Regions from separate parts of the Homo sapiens genome. Here region 1 is linked to region 2. Evidence: chromatin loops called from intact Hi-C (ENCODE). Cell type or tissue: heart right ventricle. All regions are shown on one strand. Each heading gives the region's core, and the rest is flanking DNA. Links, peaks and the distances in the headings are about the cores only. Region 1 overlaps TCF20 (transcription factor 20). Region 2 has its middle 43 kb from the start of TCF20.

What was found. Peaks named below come from ENCODE experiments on the same cell type or tissue, not always from the same donor. Only the 100,000 strongest peaks of a DNase experiment are listed, where the experiment ranks them.
Region 1: a loop joins it to region 2, with 1.9 times the contacts of the local background. A loop is called at or near these places in 3 of 110 quality-filtered maps.

Annotation. Positions count from the first base shown.
Region 1 is chr22:42,177,325-42,182,692 of GRCh38, reverse strand. It overlaps TCF20 (transcription factor 20), which reads left to right. Exons shown (of 6, transcript NM_001378418.1): 3 at 2,991-3,084. Among named protein-coding and RNA genes, the nearest start is that of CYP2D6, 49 kb to the right of the region's middle. In heart right ventricle, for the core only: no CTCF peak of the experiment used is centred there; a DNase peak (open chromatin) is centred at 2,022.
Region 2 is chr22:42,311,266-42,316,633 of GRCh38, reverse strand. It overlaps a transcript of TCF20 not described here. Among named protein-coding and RNA genes, the nearest start is that of TCF20, 43 kb to the right of the region's middle. RefSeq lists enhancers at 1,103-1,932, 2,764-3,593. In heart right ventricle, for the core only: CTCF peaks have their summits at 2,290 and 2,493 (motif pointing right); a DNase peak (open chromatin) is centred at 2,119; H3K27me3 peaks cover 2,717 bases.

The DNA of each region.
Region 1 (5,368 bases), core at 133-5,132, 130 kb after region 2:
GTTCCAGGGGACCACACTTCAAAAACCACTGAACTAAACTGTCTTTAAGGATCTTTCTCTAAGTCCCTAATACAGCCTGAGAGTCTTTCCCCTTTGGATGCAATGTTATAAATTAATCATAGTGGAGTTTGCACACTGCTTGCCAGGTTGTGGAGTTGAGGTAGGAAGCAAATGGACATTGTTCAGATCTAAGCTCCACGTCTTCTCTTTCCTCTTGTAAACCGGGATGGTGATGAGGCCTGCTGTGTGGTTGCTTTTCATGAGATGGTCTTTGTAGATTATCTAGCATATGTCTGACACATGGTCATCTTGGGTCACATTTACTTAGCACTTTTGACCCAGCCACTGTTTTAAGCCTGAATTAATTCATTTAACCCTTATGACATTTCTATGAGGTGAGTGCTATTATTAGTCCCACGTCTGTAGGTTGAGGAACAGAGGTTAGGAGTTTGGCCAAGAAGGCAGAGCTAGAAAGTGGAGCCACTTACCAGGCAGTTATTTAGGTTCCAGAGCATGCATACTTAACCCTTCTACAGCAGCACCCAAGTTTCCTGTAACAAGGCTAGAGGTGGCCTGGTCCTGGGTTTGGGTGATTTAGTGCTTGACAGTGTCATGGTAGGCCCAGGTCTCTCCATCTTGCCACTCTTCTGTCCTCAGCAGGCTGGCTTTGTCTTCAGGGCTGTCCCCTCATGGTGATACTGTGGCTGCCACAGATCCCACTGTCTAATCCTCACAGAGGCTGCGCAAGAAAAATTACCTGTTCCTCCCTCTTGTCTCTTTTTGAGAGGGTGAAACTTTCATGCTTGTAATCTTAGCACTTTTGGAGGCTGAGATGGGAGAATTGCTTGAGCCCAGGAGTTCAAGGACAGCCTGGGCAACATAGTGAGACCCTGTCTCTACAAAAACATTTTTTGAAAAAGCTGGATGTGGTAGCACACACCCTGTAGTCTCAGCTACTCGGGAGGCTGAGGTCAGGAGAATCACCTGAGCCTGGGAGGTAGAGACTGCAGTGAGCCATGATTGTGCCACTGCACTCCATCCTGGGTGACAGAGCAAGACATCGTCTCAAAATATATTAAAAAAAAAAAAAAAAAGGTTGGGGGGAGTGCAAAATGTTTTCAGAAGCCCTTTTTCCTGCAGACTTTCCTACCAGAAATGCTTGACCATACCCATTCCTAAATGGCCACCACTCACTGTGATTCATCCCCCAGGGTAGGGAGGGCCATATCTTCGGGCCTCTTGAGTAAGAAAGTGGCAGCAGGAGGCCAGATGCGATGAGGTCAGGAGTTTGAGACCAGCTTGGCCAATATGCAAAACCCCATCTCTACTAAAAATACAAAAATTAGCCTGGCGTGGTGGCATACGCCTGTAATCCCAGCTACTCAGGAGGCTGAGGCAGGAGAATGGCTTGAAACTGGGAGGCAGAGGTTGCAGTGAGCCAAGATTGCGCTACTGCACTCCAGCCTGGGCGACAAAGCAAGACTCCATCTCAAAAAAAGAAAGTGGCAGCAGACATGGCTGCAGGTTGGCCACCGATGGACTACCCACACTCCCTTCTCTGAAGTTGATAGTCCTTTTGATTCTGAGATGCTCTGTGGCACTGACAAAGGTCGACAGAGTCTAGGGCTACTAGAAATGCTGTGAACTTGTCCTTGGTTTACTCCAGACCAAATGATCTTTTCTCTCTTAACAAGGGTGCGAGGGCACATGATAAACATTTACTGATTATGGGCACCCAGAAGGACCTTGATCTTCTGAGAGCAGGGCAAAGCTTTTGAAGGACTAATCTCTTCCAGCCCTTGTTCCTACCTCTTTTGTCTCTGGAGGATGCCAGAGATGATCATCCAGAATCTCAGCTCTGACCTGGAACAAGTTATTTTCCCTTTGGTGTCTCAAGAGTTTCACGTGAAGCATTAGGAGTGCCTGCCAGGTGGAATAGTGCAGAGGGCTGGATGAGATCATTCAGTCTGAGCGTGGCGAGCGCTTGGGCTTTGCTGTTGCTGGCGTTAGTGTAGTTTTCCATCAGTATCTGTGTCGGGGGCCTGAGCCAGCTCAGTGTAATTGCTTAGGGAACACTTTTATTTTTCATAGAAGCAGGAACAAGTTTCTGTCTCTTCCAGCTAGTCTTGCTGGTTGTGTGCCTCTGCTATCTGAAGAGCCAGCATCCTTAGTAGGGTCACATGTGGTTGAGTTTTATGAATGTGTTTGTTGCTGATAGGACACATTTCTTACCTGACAGGATGAGCACTCACAGCAGCCACATCACAGGGCTGACAGAGATGTGCCCCACTTTAAGAAAACCTGACCATATAAGGAGGAGTGTCTCAATTACAAAATAATGTCTCACTTAGCCAGAAATTCATGGCAGGTTTTCTGGTGCATTTAAAATAAGATTCATGTATAAAAATACCATTTGCACACAGGAGCCCATATTTTCTGAAAAGGGAAATGTATTGGGCATTTGGGGTAAGTAGATCAAAAATAAAAATAAAATCTTCTTACAAATACAAGAACTAGAAACCAAATTCCACTTCTAATTCTAAAAGGTTTATATATAACTCTACTACCTTACCCTCTCTTACCCCAGATTTTCACAGCAGAAGTAAACAGGGAAGATCTGCAGGCCGCTCACGATAGCAGCAAGGAAATGCCTGGCATAGTGTGTGGGTGGGTGGATGGCGGGGGTACCAGAGGCAGGGCTGGGGACCCCACTCTGGCATGTCCTTTATGACATGGATTGCTCATCTCACCCTGCTGTATTGTTGATTTGAGAACATTTGTGAGGCTTGGTCTAAAACATTATTGCTGGATCCCTTCCCATGGTGTGGTCAGTGAATGGCATTTAGAAATTGACCAGCTCATCCTGCCACCACGGACTCCTCTAACCACAGAGACACGTGCTGAGGTCTAACAGATGGGGACCAGGGAAGGCCTGGAGGAGAGGGCCAAATCTGGGATACTGACATGCCTGACTTTTCCCTTCCTTTCAGAAATGTTCCCACTGCCAGGAGGCAGGCGCCACCTTGGGCTGCTACAACAAAGGCTGCTCCTTCCGATACCATTACCCGTGTGCCATTGATGCAGGTAAGAGGAGACCACAGACCCTTGTCCAGAGCATCCAAAGGATTAGGACATACAGTTTGATTCTCTCTGTTGTCGTTGTTTTTTTTCTTTTCTTTTCTTTTTTTTTTTTTTTTTTTTTGTCACTTCATAAAAAAACTTCCCACCCATTAGCAGCACTCATCTCCCTTCCCTTCCCTCCAGTCCCTGGCAACCACTATTCTGTTTTCTTTTTTAAATTTTTATGATTTTTTTTTCCCTTTAAGCTCTGTTGGACTCAATCCTTTCTATCTCTGTGGGCTTTGCTGTACATTTGGGTTACTTCCACTTTTTGACTGTTATGAATAATGCTGCTATAGAACATTCACATGCAAGCATTTGTGTGAACATGTTTTCAGTTCTCTTGGATGTGTACCTGGGAGTAGAATTGCTGGATCATATGGTAACTCTGTTTAACCTTTTAAGGAACTGTCAGACTGTTTTCCAAAATGGCTGCCCCATTTTACGTTCTCAGTGGCAGTGCATGAGTGTTCTCCTTTCCCCAGGTCCTCCCTGACACTTGCTGTCATATGTGTTTCTTTTTTTTTTTTTTTTTAATTGTAGCCAGCCCAGTGGGTATGAAATGTTATTTCATTGTGGTTTTTATTTGTATTTCCCTGATGGCTAATGTCGAGCATTTTTTTCTTGTGCCTATTGGCCATTTGTACATCTTCTTTGGAGAAATAGCTATTCACATCCTTTGCCCATTGTAAAATTGGGTTGTTTATCTTTTTAATGTCAAGTTTTAAGAATTATTTGTAGGCCGGGCGGGTGGATCATGGGGTCAGGAGTTCAAGACCAGCCTGGCTAAAATAGTGAAACCCCGTCTCTACTAAAACTACAAAAATTAGCCAGATGTGACGCGCACCTATAGTCCCAGCTACTCGGGAGTCTGAGGCAGGAGAATCACTTGAACCCGGGAGGCAGAGGTTGCGAGATCACGCCACTGCACTCCAGCCTGGGCAACAGAGTGAGACTCTGTCTCAAAAAAAAAAAAAAAAAAAAAAAGAATTATTTGTAATTCTGGATATGTGGTTTGCAAATGTTTTCTTCCATTCTCTGAGTTGTCTTTTTACTTTCTTTTCTTGATAGCATCACACAGGTAATTCACCATTGGACACCAACTGGGTGTCCTATAGTTTAGCTTGGTTCTGATACTAAGCAGAGTTAGTGCAGCCCCTACAGGTTAAGGGCTCAGTCCCACAAGACCGCTCCCCACTTCATATACCAATCTCAAGCCCTGTGTTATGACCTGTGTTTCTGAGTGATCAACTATAAACTGGGGTTCCCAAGACCGCTTCCTTGGGTTTGATTAATGTTTAACATGGCTCACAGAATTCACGGAAACACTTCACTTGTGTTTACCCATTATAAAGGATGCAGATGAACAGCCACATGAAAGAAACATAGGGCCAGATGTGTGGGCAGGGGCATGGAGCGTCCATGCTCTCTCCAGGGGCACCACCCCTGAGGCACCTTCATCTACTCAGCAGTCCAGAAGCCCTCTGAATCCAGTAGTTCACGGATTTTTTGGAGGCTTCATCATGTAGGCATAATCAATTATTAACTCAATCTTCACCCCCTCTGTCCTTCCTGGAGTGGGGTGGGTAGAGCTAACAGTTCCAAGCTGCTAATCACAGCTTCGTCTCTCTGGTGCCCAGCCCCCATCCAGGAACCACCAAGAGTAGCCTTAGAACAAAAAGTGCTCCTATCCAGGAAATTCCAAGGGTTTAGGAGCTCCATGTCAGGAACCAGGATCAAAAACCAAATATTAGAAGAAAAGATGCTCCTAGCACCCCTAATTGCTCAGGAATTTACACGGGTTTTAGGAGGTCTGTGCCAGGAATCAGGGATGAAGACTAAAATATGTATTTCTTACTCTAAATCACAGTACGTTGTATACATACAATAGAGTGTTGTATTTTCTTTGCTGAGATGATAGGGGGATGTTTTGCAGTGTGTTAACTGTTGAAAGAAGGGAAACATTTTGTTAAAGAAGTGCCATCCAATGAGTGACGCAGAAGACTTGAGTTTTGACTCAGAGCTTCGATAACCTGGGAAAATCACCTTTCTTACTCTAGACTTTTAGTCCCTTCAGTGGGTGTTTTCCCCAGTTACTTTTTTGGCGGCAAGGTGGGTGTTAATTTCAAGTTTATTAAGTTTTTTACTTTTCTTTTTGAGACGAAGTTTCGCTCTTATCGCCCAGGCTAAAGTACAATGGCATGATCTCAGCCCACTGCAACCTCTGCCTCCCAGATTCAAGTGATTC
Region 2 (5,368 bases), core at 53-5,052:
AAACCCCGTCTCTACTAAAAATACAAAAATCAGCCGGGCGTGGTGGCGCATGCCTGTAGTCCCAGCTGCTCAGGAGGCTGAGACAGGCGAATCGCTTGAACCTGGCAGGTGGAGGAGGAGCCTCTGCCCACCTCGCCCTTCTCTGACCCTCCAGGCTCTGACAGATTAACTTGTGGGCCAGTCTGTCTCCTTGAGTATGTGTGGTGTGCCCCTGCTGCATGGGTGCAGGGAAGGCCCAGGGGACTGAACTGAGCAGAGACTCCCATGCTAGTGCTCTTTTGGGTGTCACATTTTCACAGGGTCAGCGTTTGGGAGCATCTTCTCATCACCACTCTGGCCCTGGAAGCCTGCAGGCACTTTGCAGTCTTTATTCCATTTGTGCCTGGTGACTTTCCTAGCCTGCAAACCTGCCTGGGTCCCTTCTTCCTTGGAAGCTGCCAGGGCTCCCTGGTGCTCGGATAAAGTCCAAATCCTGCCTTGATGTGGCCTCTTGTCTTTAAATCTTTTTTTTTTTTTTTTTTTTTTTGAGACAGAGTCTTGTTCTGTCACTCAGACTGGAGTGCAGTGGCGCGATCTCAGCTCACTGCAACCTCCGCCTCCTGGGTTCAAGCGATTCTCCTGACAACGAGTAACCTGGATTACAGGCATGCACCACCACGCCCAGCTAATTTTTTGTATTTTTAATAGAGACGGGATTTCACCATGTTGGCCAGGATGGTCTCAAACTCCTGACCTCAAGTGATCCACCCACCTCGGCCTCCCAAAGTGCTGGGATTACAGGCGTGAGCCACCACGCCCAGCCTTGTCTTTATATCTTTACTCCTGCTGTTCCCTCTGCCTGGATGCCTTTCTTGTCTCCTCCACCTGGGGCTACCTCTGGTTCATCTGCCACTCTAATGATGCCTCCTCTGGGTAGTCCTCTCTGACCAGCCCTGTCCCAGGATGGTAGATGTCTTATGTGCCCCCCTCTCTGGCCCCCTAGGCTTCCCTCATTCATGGCACTGTCCACACCTTCCTGAAGCCACCAGCTTCAGTGAGGAAGTCTCACTCAGTGTTGGCCCCATGGCCAGCCCAGGACTTTGCCCAGAGGTAGAACCAGTGAAAGTTTGTTGAGTGAATAGGCAAGGGAGTGGATGTTGCTCTTCCTGCCTATGTCCAGCCCATTCCACCTGCCTGGGCTGCCCTCCTTTCCTCTCTTACCCTGTGTGCCTGGCCTGGATACCCCAGCTTCAAGCTGCCTGTCCTTCAGAGAGTCCTTCCTCTCTGAGCCTGTCCTCACCTGCAGCCCACCTGCCATGAGGACCCCAGATGGAGCCCACTGTGGTGCCTCTCCTGCACCCCCAGCATGGTGTGTGAGCACCCTGGGGCTCCCACTGGCTTCTCCCACTTTTCATTGCTTCAGGCCCCCATTAGGTGGCTGGTGATTGCTGACAGACTGAACTGTTCCAGAACCTCCCCTGTCAGGACTGCCCTGGGGAAATCTCTAGAGGTGTCCACAGCCTCCTGTCTGCCCCCTCCCTGCTTGGGTCTCCTCAGACCATTCCTTGATTCCAGGTTTCTGAAAAATTGTGTGAAAACTGGCTTTGTGTCATCAGATCCAATTTCCTGCCACCTCTTACTTTTAAAGGAGGCACAGCCAGTTTAAAACAAAAACATCCTGCTGTGGTGTGAGCTGAAGACTTTGGGCCAGGAGGCTGGGCTGTGAGGGCCTTCCGCTCTGCCACCTCCCCTCATTCAGCCGCTCCCCTCCTCCCTGGGTCGGGGCTGGAGGGAGGGGTTCTGGAGCCCAGGTTTTCGTGCCCCTGCCCTCTTTATTGTTGTTGAATCCCCTCTCCAGATGCTGCTCCAGAATCCTCTCTGAAGTTTCTAGAGTTCATTCTTCCTTCCTTCATTCAGCAGACATCCACCGGGTGCTTGCACTGTGCCAGTCAGCACTGGGCTTGTGGGCACAGAGCAGACAGGAGGGGTGCAGGGCAGGACCCCCTGTTCTCCCTGGGAGAGGCGGGCTCCCTGCTAGCCCTCAGCCCTTGGCTTGGGCCTCCTGGGTGCAGGACCTGCGGGTTCCTCTTCCCGCCTGGTAATTGCTAGCTCCCCGGCTCTGGGAAGCAGCTGGGTCAGGTGTGGGCTGCCTGCCCACATGCCTGGCCGCCTGCCCGCCTGCCGCAGGAGGCATCGATGCCTGGGATTCAAGCTCCTCCGAGGGCCTGCGATGTGGCCATGGGGAAATCATTTTCTGACAATGGCCATCAATTTCGCTGAGAGCCCATCGGCGCTCTGGCAGCCTGTCCCCCGGCAGCGGCAGCTGGTCCGTGTCAAGCCCCCAGGTGTCCTGATGACAGAAGCGATTCGCATTAGGCATCTGCCCCAGAGCACACATCCGGAAGAGACGGATTCTGGCCAGTTCCAGACATGCACCACATCACCTCCAAGTTTATCTTCAGGTCCTTGGGTTAGCGGAGATGTCTTCTCTCTGCCCTGGAGTGGCCACAAGGGGCCCCTATAGGGCAGCCCCAGCCTCAGGAACGGGGCTCCCTGCTGAGCCTGTATCTGCCTTGTTGCAGGCGCTATGTAGGCACAAAGGTCACAGCTCTGAACACAGCAGACAGAGCACCTGCCGTTGCACTGAGAAGGGAAGGACAGGAAGGAGGCAGTCACGCACAGATCTTGGGAAAGAGCATTCCAGGCAGCGGGAACAGCCGGGGCAAAGGTGTTCCCTGAGGCGGGGAATTCTGTTGGCCCGGCGCGGTGACTCACGCCTCTAACCTCAGCACTTTGGGAGGCCGAGGCGGGCAGATCACTTGAAGTCAGGAGTTTGAGACCAGCCTGGCCAGCTTGGCGAAACCCTGTCTCTACTAAAAATACAAAAGTGAGCTGGGCGTGGTGGCACACTTGTGTAATCCCAGCTACTCGGGAGGCTGAGGCGGGAGAACTGCTTGAACACAGGAGGTGGAGGTTGCAGTGAGCCAAGATCGTGCCCCTGCACTCCAGCTGGGGCGACAAAGCGAGACTCTGTCTCAAAAAAAAAAAAAAAAAAAAGAAAGAATTCTGTTGAGGCTGCAGTGAGCCTCAGGTGTCTTGGGGACATCCAGGGTCCTAACAGAACCCCAGAGGTATCCACAGGAAAGTGAGTTGCATTCTGGCAGATGATCGAGGCACCCCCTGGAGGAGGTGGTGTGAGGCAGGAAGCAATGTGAAGGAAGGCTGAGAGGGTAATGGGAGAGTGCAGCGGGCAGGGCTCTGCTCGCAGCTGCAGGGGCCTTTCCTGACTTGTGGAGAGGATGCTGTATTGCACGAGGCAGGTCTAGGCACCTCTGGCTCTCAGAGGCCTTTGAGAACCTCGCCTTGTCCATGCTATGGGGTCAGCGGGATTGGGTTGAGACCCTACTGTGCACCAGGGGGTTCGCCTGCATCCTAGCAGCTGTCTCCATTTATTGCAGGCCTACTGAGTGCCAGGCACTGAAGAAGCTCTTGGCCTATGGTGTGACACAGCCCACAGGTGGGCATTAGCACCTGCACTCCCAGGTGGGGAAGGTGAGGCCCAGAAAAGTCCGGAGGCTTGTCCAGGGTCCACAGTATGGTGATGGTGTGACTCAGGCTGGGGAGCCTGAGCTGGGAAGATTGCAAGAAGCTGGTTGTCCTGAGCATTCCTGGACAGGAAACAGTGAGCCACCCCCAGTACTGGAGCTGGCTCCCCAGGACCCAGCTTCGTCCTCAAGGCACCTTTCCCCTGGGCTCTGCAGACGTGGGCCTTGAGGCCTGGGCATTGGGCATGCAGGGCACTAGATTGGGGCCCCATGCTTTCACCTGTGGCTCAGACAATGGGGAGAGGAGGGAGATACTCTATGAGCTTCCAGGGACTTGCAGCTCCTGGCTCTTCATGAAGGGATGACCAGTCACATCTTGCAGATGGGGAGCCTGAGGCTCAGCAGGGATGGGGGGTGACCGGGACCTGACAGCAATGGGATTGCCAGGCCAGGGCGGCAACAGGTCTGTCTGTCCCCACAGCCCACTCCACACCCTGGGGAATGGGTGATAATAGAGCTGGCTCTGAACGTGGGTCATCACCTTGGGCTTTGATCCCCATAGTGGTTTTGTGGGTAGTGTGGATTCTAGAATCCAAGCTCCCCCAACCCTCATTCCCCCAGGCCCGCCTCCATAGCTCCTTTTGTATATTCCTCTGAGGCCTGGGGCCCCACCTGGCCTGGCTCCATCAGACCCCCTCAATAAGGTCAAGTCCAGCCAGGGAACCCATTTATTCTACCAGCTACACCCATGGGGATCTCATTCTCAGCAGCTGCTGGTCTAGACAAGGCAGGGCCATGTCTGTGTGGGCTGTCCTGGTACCAGGCAGGTGGCCCGCTGACTACTGGGGGACCAGTCAGGAGGGGCAGTGGCAGAGTCCTTGCTGCTGTAATCCCCACAGCTGCTTACTCATTCACTCATCCATGATGGCACCTTCTCGGCATTGGAGAGTGCCCTTCTTCTGTAGCTCCTGCACCTGGTGTAATGTTGGCCATATAGTACATACCCTATCACTACTTCCTGTCTCTGCAAGGTGATTTCTAAGTCCTAGGAGCAACCTTCCCCATCCTCCATGTCTTCCTCCTTCTCTGTTGCCTTTTGGCAGAAGTTTTACCGTTTGTGATTCATTCCTTTGGCATAACTGTTGCCCTAAGTTCTTCTAAAATGCAGAACCCTAGAGTCTCACTACCCCTTCTAGGAAGGAGACCCTTTCAAGTCCCAGCTTCTGGGTAACCTATGTGCCTAGGAGAACAGGGCTGTCTTGACTATGCAGGGCTCTGGTGCAGGGGTCTGTGGAAGAGACGGGGAAATCAGAGTTGGGAGGACACGCGGCAGCTCCTGTGTGCCTGCAGGGTGCCCGGGATTGCACTTTTCTTGCTCTTTTCAGCCCTACAGCCCTGGGCTTGGGATGTTTTCATCCCCGTTTTGCAGGGGAGGGGACTGAGGCACCGCTAGCAGGTTTCCCAGCTGGGAGGGCCAGGCCTGGGGTCTGCATGATTCCCGTCCATACCCTTCAACTGCACCTTGCTCCTGTCCACAACATGGGTGTATGATGGTGGTGTGGCCCCTGCAGGGCACCAAGGTCAGCCCCTCTGGTTTGCAGCTGCTGAGAGAGGGCCCAATCCTCACAGCCTTTTGTCCTTTAGGAAAGGTGATCACTTCTAGAGGCTGATTTGATCCCCACACCACCCTGAGGCAAAAATGTCCTCGTTTCTCTTATGAGGAAACTGAGGCACAGGGGGTACCTACTCTATGACACACCATTCAGTGCCCCTCCTGCCCTTCCCCCCAGTCCCCTTGGGAAAGGCCTTGGGCCTGGGCCTGGTGCCAGGAGATGAAGCACTTA